Regions from separate parts of the Homo sapiens genome. Here region 2 is linked to region 1. Evidence: chromatin loops called from intact Hi-C (ENCODE). Cell type or tissue: K562. All regions are shown on one strand. Each heading gives the region's core, and the rest is flanking DNA. Links, peaks and the distances in the headings are about the cores only.

The links. Hi-C counts contacts between places; a loop is a spot of excess contacts. Peaks named below come from ENCODE experiments on the same cell type or tissue, not always from the same donor. Only the 100,000 strongest peaks of a DNase experiment are listed, where the experiment ranks them.
Region 2: it touches region 1 in a loop (6-fold over the local background); 1 of 110 quality-filtered maps calls a loop at or near these places.

The regions. Positions count from the first base shown.
Region 1 is chr2:94,868,232-94,872,602 of GRCh38, forward strand. It overlaps TEKT4 (tektin 4), which reads left to right and starts at 3,199. Exons shown (of 6, transcript NM_144705.4): 1 at 3,199-3,846. The coding sequence starts at 3,349. LOC442028 (a long non-coding RNA gene) reads right to left here. Exons shown (of 10, transcript NR_037597.1): 10 at 454-2,466. RefSeq lists enhancers at 1,996-2,509, 3,023-3,536. In K562, for the core only: a CTCF peak has its summit at 2,310 (motif pointing left); a DNase peak (open chromatin) is centred at 2,290; H3K27me3 peaks cover 521 bases.
Region 2 is chr2:94,757,004-94,761,382 of GRCh38, forward strand. It overlaps FAM95A (family with sequence similarity 95 member A), which reads right to left and starts at 4,181. Exons shown (of 3, transcript NR_038409.1): 1 at 2,278-4,181. It also overlaps the pseudogene CYP4F32P and the pseudogene ANKRD20A8P. In K562, for the core only: a CTCF peak has its summit at 2,340 (motif pointing right); a DNase peak (open chromatin) is centred at 2,378.

The sequences.
Region 1 (4,371 bases), core at 372-4,371:
TCTAACCTGCAAACAAATCTATCAAGCAGACGGCACAGTACTGAATTTGAAACCAGAAATACTGGGTTTTTATATAAATGCTTCATAGATTTGTTTTATGATAAAGGGTACATAACTCTCCTAAACCTCACACCACCTCTTAAATAGGGACAGTAAGTCCACATCAACACGCCTGCCTTAGCTATTATTAAACTCTTACAGTATGATGTAAAGTGAAAGTACAATGTAACATCATTCCTAGGCCAACTTTGTCCAGTTTTATACAGAAACGTGCCAACTTTTCTGTTTGCAAGGATAATATCAAAGCAAACACCAGAAGGTTGTATCTTTGATGCATTTTTTCCAAATCATACACATAATAAACCAAAGACAAATGATGAATATTATTTCAGAAAATATAAAGTCTTCCCCTTTCTTCTTTTGCCAAGGAAGTCTAATATTTTCACCATTTTTATGCACACAATCAACTTTATTTAACCTGGAAGTTAATGTCTCATTGTTTTCATTGTTCTAAATAAACACCTTTTCCCTTGAGTATTGTTCTAAAAATTTTGAAGTCGTCTGAAAAATTTTGTTCTGATTTTTCACGGTTGTGTTGATGATATGCGAAAAGGAATACAGATGGTATTTAATTATGAACAAGAAAAGGTGTTAAATATCATTAGTCATTAGAAATTTGCAAATTAAGACCACAATGACTAACACATATATATCAGAATAGCTAAAATAAAAATAAAACATCAAACGCTGAGGAGCATGAGTAAAAACTAGAGCTTTCACACATTACTGGTGGGAATGTAAAATCGTACAGCTATGCCAAAAAGGAGTATAGTAGTTTCTTAAGAAACTAAAGGAACTCAAGTCCCCAGGCCTGCAGTCTGGGCCAAGGTCACAGGCCCTGGATCAATCAGGATGGGGTTCAAGGGCCTTCCTGGGGCCATCCAGTGTTCAAGGTGCCCTTTGGTGGCCTCATCTGCCCCTCCGCCCCTGAGCACGCCCCTCTGTCCCTCCAATCCTCCCTGTCACAGGGACGTCTGTCACAGAGCCATGCCCCACCTCCTGCTTTCTGGAGATGCCAACTGCCCTCCCCATCTCTGGGTCCTGACCAAGGTGCTCTAATGGACACCCCCTGACCCAGGTCTCAGGGAGCTGCCAGCACGATGGGTCCCTAAAGCTGAGATCCAGCAAGACACATGTGGCCTGAGGGTCCCACTCTCTGGCTGGCAGAACCCAGAGGTGGGAGCACACTGGAGTGTCCTTCAGGGCATCTTCACCCCATGAGAGGGCTGGGGGCTTTGGGAGTTTGCAGCTGGCAGGAGTGAGGGCCCAGTCTCCTATCTCTGATGCGTCCTTGGTCAAATCCTGTGCCTCAGCCTGCAGGGCCTATCGTGGTCACCACATGAATGTGTTCCCTTAGTCTGGGAGCCCCAAGCAGGCAGCACCCCCTGCCAACGACTTCAGGGCACCTGGAAGTGGAGGCTGAGAAGTCTCCCACTTCGCAGAGCTGGGCTCTGGCCCAGAGGCCTTCTCGTTGGCTCAGGTGGTCTCTCGGGCTCCTGGGGCCACAGATCAGGGGACAAACACGGGCAGCTCTGCTCTGCTCTGCCTAAAGAGAGGTGCCCAGTGAATGCAGGTTCCAGACAAAAGGTGGAGCCTGGCATCCTGCCCTGCGTGTGGGCTCCAGCCTGCTGCCATCTGGGGAAACTGAGTCATGGCGAGGCTCGAGGATGTTTCTCAGACCACACCAGTCCCTGAAGGTCCCCTGACCTCCCAATTTTGATGGACAGTAAGAAGAGGTTCCCAGGCCGCCTGCCACAGGTTCTGACTCGGCCTGGGTTAGGGTAAGTCTCCGGGCTGCTGTCCTCAAAAGCCCCATCAGGAGGCTGTGTCAGGCCAGGCGCACCGTGGTGACAGCAGCATGGACTGAGGGTTCTGGCCGCGGGAGAGGCCAGGACGGGGGGAGGTCAGGTCCAGGAGGAGGGCACTGGCCGGCACATGGTGGGGCTGGAGAGACCCTGGGCGGGGTGGTGGGAATGGCCCAGGAGGAGCTCCGGCTCCTGTGGCTGGAGTGAGGGTGTGGGCTGTGGTGGGAGAGGGGGTGAAGGTGGAGAGAACAGGGGCCCAGAGGTCTGTGCTGTAGGAAGGGTATGGACTTCCTAGTGAGGACTTTCTGGTGGGGGGCTCTCAGAGAAGAGGAGGCCGGAGGGGCTGGGGGTCCCCAGGACTGCATGCGCCAGGCAGACGGAGGGGAGGCCGAGCCAGGAGCCGCAGGCTTCTCAGTGCCAGACCAACGTCGCCCTCCGCTGGCCGTGTGGGGAATCGCGCCTAGGCTGGGGCTCCCCTGGCCCCAGGTTAGGGGGACTCCGATGTGTCCTGGGGCGCTTCCTGCCCATCCAGCCTCCGCCAGGCAGCCTGGCCCTGAATGGCTTTGAGGGCAGCCTCCGCAGCACAGGACCTGCCTCCGCCCTGTGGGGCAGATTTGGGCGTCTGACTCTGGACACTTACCCAGAGGCTGAATTCAACTCCCCAGCGAAGAGCACACTCAGACTCCCTCCCCGCTGTGCCCAGCCTGAGGGGACCCTGGCTTGGACTTGGGAGGAGAAGGCCAGAGGCCAGGGCCTGGCTCTCAGGCACTAGGTGCAGGAGAAAATGGAGCAGAGTTCCTGCAGGAACTGCCTCAGACTGCCCCCGAGGGGACCTGGCCTGGAACCCTCCCTGTGCTACCAGGCTGCTGTTGGGGCCAGGAGGGCAGGGAGAGCAGCCACCTGTACGGCATCAAGTAACACTATCAGTCAGCACACCCAACACCCACACGACAGCCACAGCCCTCTGCCCTGAGGTGGCTGCAACTGAGCAGAGTCTCCTGTCTTGTTCACCCTGAGCGCGGAGCTCCGCACAGGACAGGATCAGAGCGCAAACCAGGAACAAATGGATGAACCAAGGAAGGGGCCAGGGCAGTAGGTCCCCACCCACACCCTGAACCCTAAGGGTGGGACTCAGAGGCTGGAGACGGGCTGGCCCCAGGATCCTCTAAGTGACAGGAACCCTTGGCCACTGTTGATTGCCCCGAGGCGGGGACAGGGATGGTGGGGCTGGGGCTGCCTGGCCCTTTAAGAGGGCAGTTCTGCCCACCACCCTGAATGCCCCTCCCCTAGCTACTGGAGAAGAGATCCCGTTTCTTGGCAACAGGAAGCTCTTGGTTTACACAGTGTCACCCAAGCGACTGGGAGCCGCGTCCTGCTCTGGGACTGAGCCGTTGGAGCTGCCCCGCTGACCGCACTAGGCTGACCGCAACCGGCTGACCACACACAGTCCTCACTCCCCTGGCCCTGGTGGGCGGCAGGCACCATGGCGCAGACAGTGCCGCCCTGCGAGCTGCCCTGCAAAGAGTACGACGTGGCCCGTAACACGGGCGCCTACACGTCCTCCGGCCTGGCCACCGCCAGCTTCCGCACCTCCAAGTACCTGCTGGAGGAGTGGTTCCAGAACTGCTATGCTCGCTACCACCAGGCCTTCGCCGACCGCGACCAGTCGGAGCGGCAGCGGCACGAGAGCCAGCAGCTGGCCACAGAGACCCAGGCGCTGGCGCAGCGCACGCAGCAAGACTCCACGCGCACAGTGGGCGAGCGACTGCAGGACACGCACAGCTGGAAGTCGGAGCTGCAGCGTGAGATGGAGGCGCTGGCTGCGGAGACCAACTTGCTCCTGGCCCAGAAGCAACGGCTGGAGCGCGCCCTGGACGCCACAGAGGTGCCCTTCTCCATCACCACTGACAACCTGCAGTGCCGTGAGCGCCGCGAGCACCCCAACCTCGTGCGCGACCATGTGGAAACGGAGCTGCTGAAGGTGCCAGCACCCTTGGGTGGCCGGGATTTGTGGGCGCAGAGAGGAGGAGCCCCCCCCCCCGCAGTTCATGTGGACAAGCCACGTGGCTGCTGCAAGCACGCGGGAGCCCAGCCCTCTGCACGTGAGACCCCTGAGTCCCGAAATCTGGCCCCTTAGTGACAGGAGGCAGCTTTGCCCCAGAAGACCCCTGACTTCCAAGCAGCTGTTTCTCCTCTCCTCCTCTAATCCCTTTGAGTCCTGGCACAGTCATCCTGACCCTGGGCTCCCTGGGCTAAGCCACAAGGCACCTCCCCAGAGACCCTCCCTCGCTGGGACAGTTGCTCCCAAGGTGGAAACCCAGGTCTGGGCCAGCACTGCAGGTGTGGACAGGTAAGGTGGGGTGGGCTGGGAGCCACTGCTCCCATTCATCCTATACAGAGCCGGGGACACAAAGATCTGCACCCACAGGTCCCCTCTCCTCCATGTCCCCTATAACTTCCCAATCCACCCCAGCTTGTCTGTGGGGCAGCCCCACAGGGTGAGAGA
Region 2 (4,379 bases), core at 285-4,284, 110 kb before region 1:
CACACCTTTGTAAACAGCTTTTTCTTAATGATCTTTCAGCCACTTCGAGGTCCCTGCCAGCACCTGACTGCCACATTCCCCAAAGGGACCAGACTCCTCGGCACAGTAGCTGAGGTTTCTATAGGCACAGAGAAAACACTGTCCCAACTGTTGGAATGGAGTTGGGAGTGGAAAAAAGAATGTTTTTTCTCAGTGCTTAGACTTACCAATTGCTTCGTTTTATCACATGAAGGCTGTGTGGCACTTTGAAGTAGAATTAGTAATTTACATAATTACAAATTATGTGTTTTTTTTGAGATGGAGTCTCACTCTCTCGCCCAGGCTGGAGTGCAGTCACGCCATCTCGGCTCACTACAAGCTCTGCCTCCCGGGTTCACGCCATTCTCCTGCCTCAGCTTCCCAAGTAACTGGGACTATAGGCGCCAACCATCATGCCCAGCTAATTTTTTGTATTTTTACTAGAGACGGGATTTCACCAAGTTAGCCAGGATGGTCTCAATCTCCTGACCTCATGATCCGCCCGCCTCGGCCTCCCAAAGTGCTGGGATTACAGGCATGAGCCACGGCGCCTGGCTACAAATTATGTTCTTAAAAGAAGCTGTTCAGTGCCATGCCTGACACAAGGTGGAACTCCACGATGAGATATGTGTGAAGCCAGGGTGCCATGGTTACAAACAAGGACTCCAGGTGCAGACTGCTTGGTTCAAACCTGGACCAGCAGTATGAATTTTTGCAACTCTCTGTATTGCTCTTTGCCTCGGTTTTTTCATCTAACAACTAGAAGTAAAAACAAGGTTATTGTGAAAATTAAATGAATTAAAGTAAGCGGAATGCCTACAACAACACCCCCAGGCACACGGTCAGCACTGAGCATGTTTTTCATTACTACTCTTAATGAGGTAAGAATGAGAACACAGGCACCAGCCATGAGCCTGGGGTTTCTCTGGCAAAGGCCTCAGAGACCCTACTTTTAACATCCTCCATTCATTCATTTGACCCTGATAAGGGAGGAGTCTCATAGGAGAGGAGCAAGCCTCCACCTTGGGGCCAGACATCCCATGGTCAAAGTTGAACTCTACCACTGTTCAGCTGGGTGACTTTGGGCAAGTGACTTTCCCTCTCTGATTCTCATGTTCCTTTTTGATAAAAACAGCACAATGTCAGGCCTATGGGGATTGAAGGAGCCGAAAGAAAAATGTGTGTCTTAGTCTGAATTTCCTAGAAGTAGATCCTAAGGCAAAGATTCAAATATAAAAATTTTATTTGGAGATAACTCTAGGATATTAATTTGACTGCCAGTTCTTCCTTAGGGTGCTAATCCCAGGAAACACCAGTAGAGGAGTGGGGAACAGAGATAGGAAAGGAATGCAGCAGTTAAAGGGACTTTCATCAAGAAAGTTTCCACTGTGGCAGCCAGGACTCAGCCCTGCCAGGTACCTCTGAGAGACAGCATAGAACATGTGCCTCAGAGTCATCATACCCAGAACAAGGGAACTGGGTTATTTATCCACCAATACCCACCAGGCACTCCTTGGGGATCCTTCCAAGGTCATGATTGCTCCAGAATGTCCTGCCTGCACTGCAAGGGTCAGACCTGGGGTTGACGGCAAGGCCCCTGACAGCACCTCCAGCAATGAGCAAAAACACAGCCTGGTGTGCACAGTTTCAGTCATGCAGTGACTCCAACACACAAACACACACACATTCCCACACCGCACTCCAACACCAACAAAGTATATATGTACATACACATAAATGCATACATGACTGTTACCCACATAGATCTTAGTGACTCCATGGGATAGACGATAAGCTGGGAATCAGAGGAAAGAGCAAAATTAAGGGGAGTGAAAGTCTTAAGAACAAAATGCAAATTTAGGCTGAAAATGAAGGCGGAAGAGGAGTGGTCTGGACACCAAATGCCTGCTGCGTGGCACCTGCTCTACACACACTGTCACTAATTCTCCAAGCAGCCTCGTGGTGTAAAAGAAATTCCTCTCAATTTACAAATGACAGAAACATAGCTCAGAAAAGAAAACTGATTTTACTAATGTCTCAGCAAGTTAGTGGGTGATATGGACTCCCAGATCTTTCTGTCCACAAAGCCTACAAATTCTCCCTTGTTAGGCAGGCTGGGTACCAGGCCCTGCTTCTGGGCTCTGCTCCTTTTCCTGCTAGGCAATCATGGCAGAATTGACAGAGACGTCATCCCCCTTCACCAGCTGGAGCAGAGCCTATGAGAGGGGCTGGGGAACAGCCACGAGGCCTGGCACCCACCATTCAATGTCTTCAGAATTGCGGTCCCTCAGAACTCTTGCACCACGTGGTGGCAGCACTCCCAGTGTCTAGGTGTCTTCTGAGGTTGTACAGGATCCAGTAGAGGCCACTGGCTGTGCTGTCATATCCTGAGTGGCAGGCTTGGGTCTCTCGGCTGCTTCAGCACCAGAGGTTGGACAGCGCCCTTGCACTGAGGCCCTCAGAATGGGAGGGAAAGGAAGGGCAGAATGGAGTGATGTAGGGTCCATCCACCATGTCCCTGGATGGAGAGACCCCTATTCCCACAGTAGTCCACACCAGGACAACGATTGGCACTCACGAAGATGCCAGCCTTCATTTATATGTTCTTGTCTGACAACTCCTTCTCATTTTCATCCTGGAGGCAAGACCCCTGAACACACTAGCTCTGAGGACACCTGAGTGTAACCTGAGACATTCCCTGAAGACCTTTCATCAAAGCAGGATCCCTCCCTTGTCATCTCCAGACCTGCCCCACAAGCTCCCTCCCTGGTCTCCTGGCTCTTGTTCACTCCTTCCAGGCAGCCTTCCACAGTCATCTCTAAAACATATACGACTGTCCCTCCTTTATCCAACAACTTCTATGGCTCCCCAGAGCTCTCCAGATCAAGTTCAAGTTATTTGATCAGACACTTGATCTCAAGCTGCATTCTACCTCCTGAACTAAAATCCCGGAGAAGCCCACCTTGCTCAGCAAAAATGCATCACTGAAGTCCAAAATCTTGAATGTGGCCTTAGCCTTGAGGAAGTCATCAACACCCCGGCAAGTGAGGGTGAGGTGCTGCTCCAGGATGATGGTGTCTAAAGTTGTGCACCAGGTCATAGGCCCTGCAGAAGCATCTCCCCTCAGGAGTGAGGTAGTACAGGAAGTCCGTGCACAGGCAGATCTGCTGGTGCCATTACACTAAGAGGGCACTGAGCTCCAAGATGGTGGCAATATATTCACTGGGATTCCTGCAGGGTGAGCCTGGAGAGAGGAAGCAGCTCCATAATACATATGAAACCCTGGAAGCGCTTCCCAGCCAGAAACTCAGGACCACACTACATCCAGATACGGGTGCCCTCTGAGCACACTTGTCTCTCTGTCTCCCACTCTGAGCTGCCTCCTGGCCCCATATGCCCCAGCCTGGCCCAGGGCTTGGAGCCCAGCGGGTGTTCAGTCCATGGTGTTGGCTGCTCCCTGGGCCAGGAGACCCCTTGGTGGCTCTGTGACTCCTCCTGTGGAACCCCTCCCTCTGCCTTGAGACCTCCCAATTCCCATGGAAGCCCCCACAGCTCTGGATTGCCCCACCTGCCCTGGGATCCTCCAGCCCCAGAGGCCTTACTTGATGCCTTAGCCCTCCCAGAACATGACATGTTTCTCAGAATGTGGCTGATGTCCAGGGCCATCTGTAGATGTTTGCTGCGGACCTCTTGCTGTTTTCCTTTATGGTCTGTAGGGCAGGGCCAAGAGGAGAAACCAGCCCAATCTCAGAATGGACAAAAGGCTCACTGCCCCAACAGCAACCACCAAACAGTCAGCAGTGCTTCTGGATGAAAAACAGGTTTCATTCTGCAGAAAGCTCCTTGTTTGGCTTATTTTTGAAGCCAGGGAGGGGTACCAAGCTCAGCTTACCCGCGGTGCCTACATTAGCATCTGTGCCTAGGATGCGTGATGGGCTCCCACTGCAGGGTTGACATTCCCTCCAGCTGGAGACCTGGGCTCCTGATACCACCTGGCCTGTTTGTCCTGCTCTGGATGAGGGTGGAAAGGCTGTACCTGGTATTTCCCTAGGTCCTTGGTTTTCACCTTCCAGACATCCAGCAGGAGTGACCATGCCCAGCCCCACACCTGAAATGGGACTCCCTTGTACAGCAGCTGAAACATCTACAGATGGAAGAATGCTCTGGTGAGACAGGCCACAGGGGTCCCTGGGGAGGATCGGGGGCCGGAGGATTCTGGAGGTTTCCAGCCTTGGGCACTGTGGTTCCTCAAAGAGGTTAGGTTTACCTAGGACTAGGCCTCCCCTCCCATGATTCAAAGAGTGGATGAGTGCCCAGCATCAGGAACTCTGTTCTGGACCTATTTTTTCATTTAGGTCACC